Regions from separate parts of the Homo sapiens genome. Here region 1 is linked to region 2. Evidence: read pairs that join two places in POLR2A ChIA-PET (ENCODE). Cell type or tissue: Panc1. All regions are shown on one strand. Each heading gives the region's core, and the rest is flanking DNA. Links, peaks and the distances in the headings are about the cores only. Region 1 holds the start of LOC124904390 (a long non-coding RNA gene). Region 2 overlaps PHGDH (phosphoglycerate dehydrogenase).

Evidence for each region. Peaks named below come from ENCODE experiments on the same cell type or tissue, not always from the same donor. Only the 100,000 strongest peaks of a DNase experiment are listed, where the experiment ranks them.
Region 1: POLR2A ChIA-PET joins it to region 2 with 15 read pairs; 11 of 35 experiments call an interaction of 5 or more read pairs at or near these places.

The regions. Positions count from the first base shown.
Region 1 is chr1:119,659,592-119,662,505 of GRCh38, reverse strand. It overlaps LOC124904390 (a long non-coding RNA gene), which reads right to left and starts at 2,808. Exons shown (of 2, transcript XR_007066508.1): 1 at 2,593-2,808. RefSeq lists an enhancer at 9-58 and a silencer at 2,546-2,840. In Panc1, for the core only: no CTCF peak of the experiment used is centred there; no DNase peak of the experiment used is centred there; H3K27me3 peaks cover 741 bases.
Region 2 is chr1:119,721,404-119,724,317 of GRCh38, reverse strand. It overlaps PHGDH (phosphoglycerate dehydrogenase), which reads right to left. Exons shown (of 12, transcript NM_006623.4): 3 at 877-942. Among named protein-coding and RNA genes, the nearest start is that of PHGDH, 11 kb to the right of the region's middle. In Panc1, for the core only: no CTCF peak of the experiment used is centred there; no DNase peak of the experiment used is centred there.

The sequences.
Region 1 (2,914 bases), core at 279-2,778, 62 kb after region 2:
TGAATTCAAACTGCTGTGCATTGTTTTCAAGGATCTGCACAATCCAATTTCAGCTTGACTTTCCTGCCCCATCTCCTACTCCTCCCCTAGTGGGCCTAGCTAAAGTCAACCTGGTGCTGTTGCTGTTCCCAAACACACCTTTCACTTCCTCTCTCTGTGATTCATTTCATGATTCCACTACCCAAAAATAAACAGCTCTCTCAGTTTTCAGAACCGGCCTTCTTCCAGGAATCCTACCTTGACCACCCGCTGAGAAGTGCTCTCTCTCCCTCTTCTGACATGAAGAGCAGTTATTCTTCCTGGTGGTTTAGTGCTGATCATATGCTGCCTTCGATTATCTTTTTACAGGCATGTCTTATCTTCCAAAGGAGGCTGTAAATTTCCTGAGTGTGAGGACTGTGCACACTCCTCTCCACACCCTGGTAGAGTGTGTCATCTGCATTGGTGTTGTATAATGGTAGGTCAATTTGATGAATGAACACTCTTCCATTGAAATAAACCTGGCTTGCCCTTCCACACAACTCAACATGTAACCGAAAGCACAAGACCAGCACCTGGATGTGGGGTATAATGCGTGATGAAATGAAGAAAAATGCAGGAAAAAGTGTAAGGAAATAAGCATCTCACCTCTATTTTTAACTCTTTAACCTGCAGGGTAAAAAAAAAAAATGTAGCATTAGCTTTCCTTTCAGCCATGTGAGCTAACAGTGCCTTTCCTAGGACAGCAAAGTGATTTCCACCATGAGATCTGGAGGCAGGCCTGGGTTGGAAAATCTCTGCTATTTATTGGCTGTGTACCTTGGGCAAGTTACTGAACCTCTCTAAGCTTCAGTGTCCTCATATGTACAATAAAGAAAGTAATAACTGCCTAATTGGGTTGATGGGAGAAGCAAATGAGGAAATACCCTTAAGACTTTTAGTTCAGTCTCTGGAATATATTACACTCTTAATAATTACCAGCTATTATTTTTCCATAGCACCATCCCTAGATGGGCACCAGATCTAAATATTTAAGACCAACTGAACTCTGTCCACCTACTGCTGTGCATTAACCATCCTTCCTGACTGTGTCATCAAACAACACTACTACAAGGTGGCCCATTGCAATCTGAGGGCTTACCAAAGAAGGGGATGATGAATACCCTACCTACAGCATCTATATTTTAATGAGACGTGAGAAGCAGGAAAACAAATTTCATCTCTTTCCCTGCTCTCTAAACACTACTTATAGCAGACATGTGGTTCCTTCTCTAACTTTAGGGTTTTTTTGTTTGTTTTGTTTTGTTCTTTTTCTTTGGCTTCTGTCAACTCTACCTGACATGTAGTTCTAAACTGGAGATAGAATTAAGAAACAGTCATGTGTCCTGGTCTGCTAATGCAATGTCTCAGGGTCTCTTGGGTAAACTCTCTTTGATAACAATATCTGCCACCTTCTAGAGAACCCAGTACCTCTGCTTTGCTCTACTGTTACCTTTAGCCCTGCCCACCCATTCCTTTCTTCCCTATACTTTCTCAGCTGGTTATCAGTTCAGGGCACACCTGAGTTTTCAGATTTAAGTACCAACTCTACAATAGGATGAGGAATTGGGGTTGACGTAAGCAACACACAGATAGAGAAGCTACTGGTATTAACCATTAACCAGCTTGCTTAGCTGAACTCTGGCTTGACAGCTCGTATCTCTTTCTCTTTCCACTTGGTCTAATTTTTCAACATTGTTCTTAATAGCTGTCTGAACTCTTACAATAGTTACTCCCCTGGATTCTGTGCTTACAAAGCCTGTCACATAATCCTTATCTCTAGAGATCCCAGCCTGGTATAAACTGTCGTTCTGGTTTTCTAGCCTCTTCACATGGAGGAATCCCAAATATCCTAACAGATGTAGCTAAGAATATAATCCCAGGTAATCATCCGTCTCCCACCTGGCCCTGCATTCCATTTCCCCTCCAAAAAAGTCTTAAGATATATAATAACTCTCCATAATGCTTCCATTTATTTTTAATGAGTACACAGGATGACTGGTTCCTTTTTCAGTTGACCTTTTGAAGCTGTTAAACTGGTTTCTCTATATCAACAGCTGAAACAAATTGCCATGAATAAAATCTCACAGGGGAAAAACGTGAATGGAGAACATACTGGTATAATTTAAGCCCATAAGACACAATTATACAGGACAAAAGTCCCCATTGCATGGACATGGATGGAGGGAAACATTTTATAGCCTAATCTGGGAAATCTCTGTACATAACTGTAAGTGTTGATAATTAAAGCAACTATTAAAGAATCCATTGCTAATGGATGAAGTGCCTCCAGAAGCAGCCAAGAGAAACTGAAGCTATCATAGTGAGTCCTACAGTAGGAAAGGGATACAAAGTTTGAAAAATAAGAGAGCTAATATAGTTAAAGTTGTGAACCAGAAAAGATTTCTGGTTGAGAAGAGTCAGGAAGTTAAGCTGGGAAGTGAGTGCAGCTGGAGTACTAACTACACGACAAGGGAAAGTCTACTTCGGGGATCAGGCCCAGCAAGAGGCTCAGTGAGGTTGTTGGGAGGGAGGCTTACAGAGCCAGGGCACTGAGAGCTGGCCAAGACTTACCTCTACTGGAAGAGCACCAGCTCTGTGTCCACTCTGGGTTGTTGTCTACCTCTTAAAAAGTTTCTGCTTGATGAGAGCATGTGGCTCCTGAAGAGTCCCTCTGAGTTTTGTAGAAGAGAGAGGGGGAGGGCTACATTCCTGGAGGGACTCCTGAACTGCTCTGTGTGCAGCACAGCTGGAAGCACTCGGTGGGACAGGCAAAGCATGAGGCAACATCCCTGTGCCAAAGAGCTTCAAACTGGGGAGACAGAACCAATAGATTGCATGAAACATCCCAAGAGCCAATTAAAACAGTATAAAATGAAACGAGTATTTTGTGGTC
Region 2 (2,914 bases), core at 167-2,666:
TGAGTAGAGAAACAAGGAGTCCTTGATGCCTAGGTCCGCTGGTTTAGGGAATCCATGGAGCTTCAAAGGGACCTAGAACAACTTCCTACCCTGTTTATTGGGAGCCTTGTTCTTCCCCTTGACCACATAAATGCTTGAATTGCCTGTTCAACAGAAGTGCTCCATGCAATCAGTTTTGCCAAATTACTAACCAACACACTGAGACTCAAGCACATTCTGTGCCACAACCATTTGATTTCTAGGCTGCCCCATCCACTCAAGAGGCCTGGAACTCCTGCTAGAAGAGCAAGAGTCTTGCCCATTTGAGTTCCATTGTGTTATGAACCCACAGAACACACAAGGACCCTGAAGCAGGTTCTTACTCCATTCTATTACAATACAGATTTGTAAGGGCAGTGACAGAGATAAGCCCTGAGGGCCAGGGGAATCAGTGAGGGACATAGCCTAGCTGGAAAAGCCAGAGAGCTTCTTGGATAAATTAATACTGAAGCTTAATCTTGAAAAGTAAGCAGAGGGTACCTAGACACTGTCCATACCCTGCTGCCTGGAACATCCTTCCTTGTTATCTCCAGGCAGCAGGGTATGGAGAACATTTGCAAGAGTTGGAGGCTAGAGAAGGCAGATTGTCTGCAGCATGGAGAATAGAACATGAGTAAAGAGAAGTGCACCTTTGTGCACTAGGGAACCTGTGTAATGAATGTTGAATAGAGGACCTGATGGCCTTAAAGGTTCTTTGCAGTCTGCATGTCGCCTTCTTAGCAGTCTGCAAGTCGCTGAGACGAAATGTTTCTAAGTTTTTCTGGGTCCATTTGCTTGGCAAGTGGTAATAATTGGCATATCGGAGAGACTAGCTTTGCTGAGAAGTCAGGGACTTACCTGGCCAGGCACATGATCATTCCACAAGTGAGTTCTGCGGCACTGAGGCTGTTCCCATTGGGGGTGCTAAAGATCAAAGAAAAGGGGGACATCAATGGGCACAGACCCAGTATTCCCACTCCTTCCCCAAGAGAAAGCCTTGAGTGCAGGCTGTGTTCTCTCACTCCTGCTCCATGAACTGACCACGCCACTGTCCAGAGTTCTCTGATGTACTCTCGCCCTAAGCCAAGGGCTGGAAAGAAACCCCCTTCCCCTGGCTTTATGTTTCCCTGCAGAGGGACCTCCATTAGAGAAACATATCTGGCTTCTCTCTATCCAAACACTCCTCCCAAGGCAGAGAAGTGTCTCACATGATCAGATTTGTGTGTGGTTCAGCCCTTTTCTTTCTCCTATTTCAGGATCTACCTGCCTCCAGAAAGCACAAATTCCCTGCTGCTCCTACCATTGATCTTACCAAGGTCAGAGTCTCTCGAATTCAGGGCTCAGTCCAATGCCTACATATCTTCATCAAGTTACCCAACCTGGCTTTTTTTTTTTTTTTTTGACAAGGCCTCGCTCTGTCACCCAGGCTGGAGTGTACTGGCATGATCACAGCTCACTGCAGCCTTGACTTCCCAGGGTTCAAGCAATCCTTCCAGCTCAACCTTCTCAGTAGCTGAGACTACAGGCTGGTGCCAACATACCTGGCTTTTCTTTCCTTCTTTTTTTTTTTTTGTATTTTTGTAGAGATGGGGGTCTCACTTTGTTGCCCAGGCTGGTCTCAAACTCCTGGGCCCAAGTGATCCTCCCACCTTGGCCTTCCAAAGTGCTGGGATTACAGGTGTGAGCCCCCACACGCAGCCCCAACCTAGCTTTTATTAGTAATCTCCACCTGTCTGACTACTCTTCCTATCTCTCAACAAGTTCTGAACTGAGAAAGCCTCCTCACACCCTAAGTCACAGGGCAATCCAGACCCTTCCCATTTTATAAACAAAAAAATAGAGGTGGCAACCCACAAAACTATTTTTCTTTTCTTAAATGCTTTTTAGGTTTTTGAAAGAATTTCATATACGTGTTCACCCTGATTATTCCCCTACTGGGTCTGTCTTTTTCATCTCTGGAATGAAGGTTAATAAGGTTACAAGAAGAAAAAGTCAAGAGATCCTGTATAAGATAAACGGACTCTCAGAGTCTGTCTGCCTGCAAAACCACCTGGCTTCTCATCCTCCCACAGCAAACAGGCTGTATGGGGGCGCAAGTAGAGGTGCAGAGATTGGGGCCTGGCTGCCTCTGGGTCCAAGGCAAGAATGTGGGATGGGTTATCGTTTAACATTTCTGCTGTTGAATATTGACTTCAGTCAGGTGACCAATTAACCTCTACCCTACAGGGGGAAGTGCAGTGCAGGGGAGGGGAAAGGTCTTAAGGACAATGAAGTCCCCAAGGGAAGAGAAAAGTCTTAAGAACAAAGAGGCCTGGGGATGGCCTTGCCATACCATCTAAGTGACAGAACGGGTACAGTACAGCACTGGCGTGCTGATGACCTCTGCCCCTGTGTTTCTGCAGAAACAGCTTTAAATGGGACCCTTCTCCTCTTGCCCTAGAGCACTGAAAGAGAAACTAGTGTCTTAGTTCCAGAAGGTGGCAGGGAAGTGGGGAGGGCAAGGATTCTAGTCATTAGTCTGCTAGCAAAGGTTGTGCCTCTGTACAAGCACAGTAAAGTAGAGCTGACAAAAACCTGCCACAAACAGCATTAATAGAGGCAGAGGGGGCTGGGTGGGAGCAGGAAATGCAGATGAACTCACTGACCTTCCGATTCCTGAACCAGGTCACAGAGGTGCAAGCAACTGCGCATGGGGTGGGCTCGTGAAACATTTTGAGATTATGCAGGGACTCTCAATTTCAAAAACTGTGTAACACCCTGATGGCATTGGTGATATAGTGGTGAGCATAGCTGCCTTCCAAAAACCTTGAAACCACTATGCTGTGTGTGTTGACCATGCAGGCCCTAGACCAGGCATCCTCCTGGAAGCCCTTCCAATGGACTCAGCTTTCTCTCA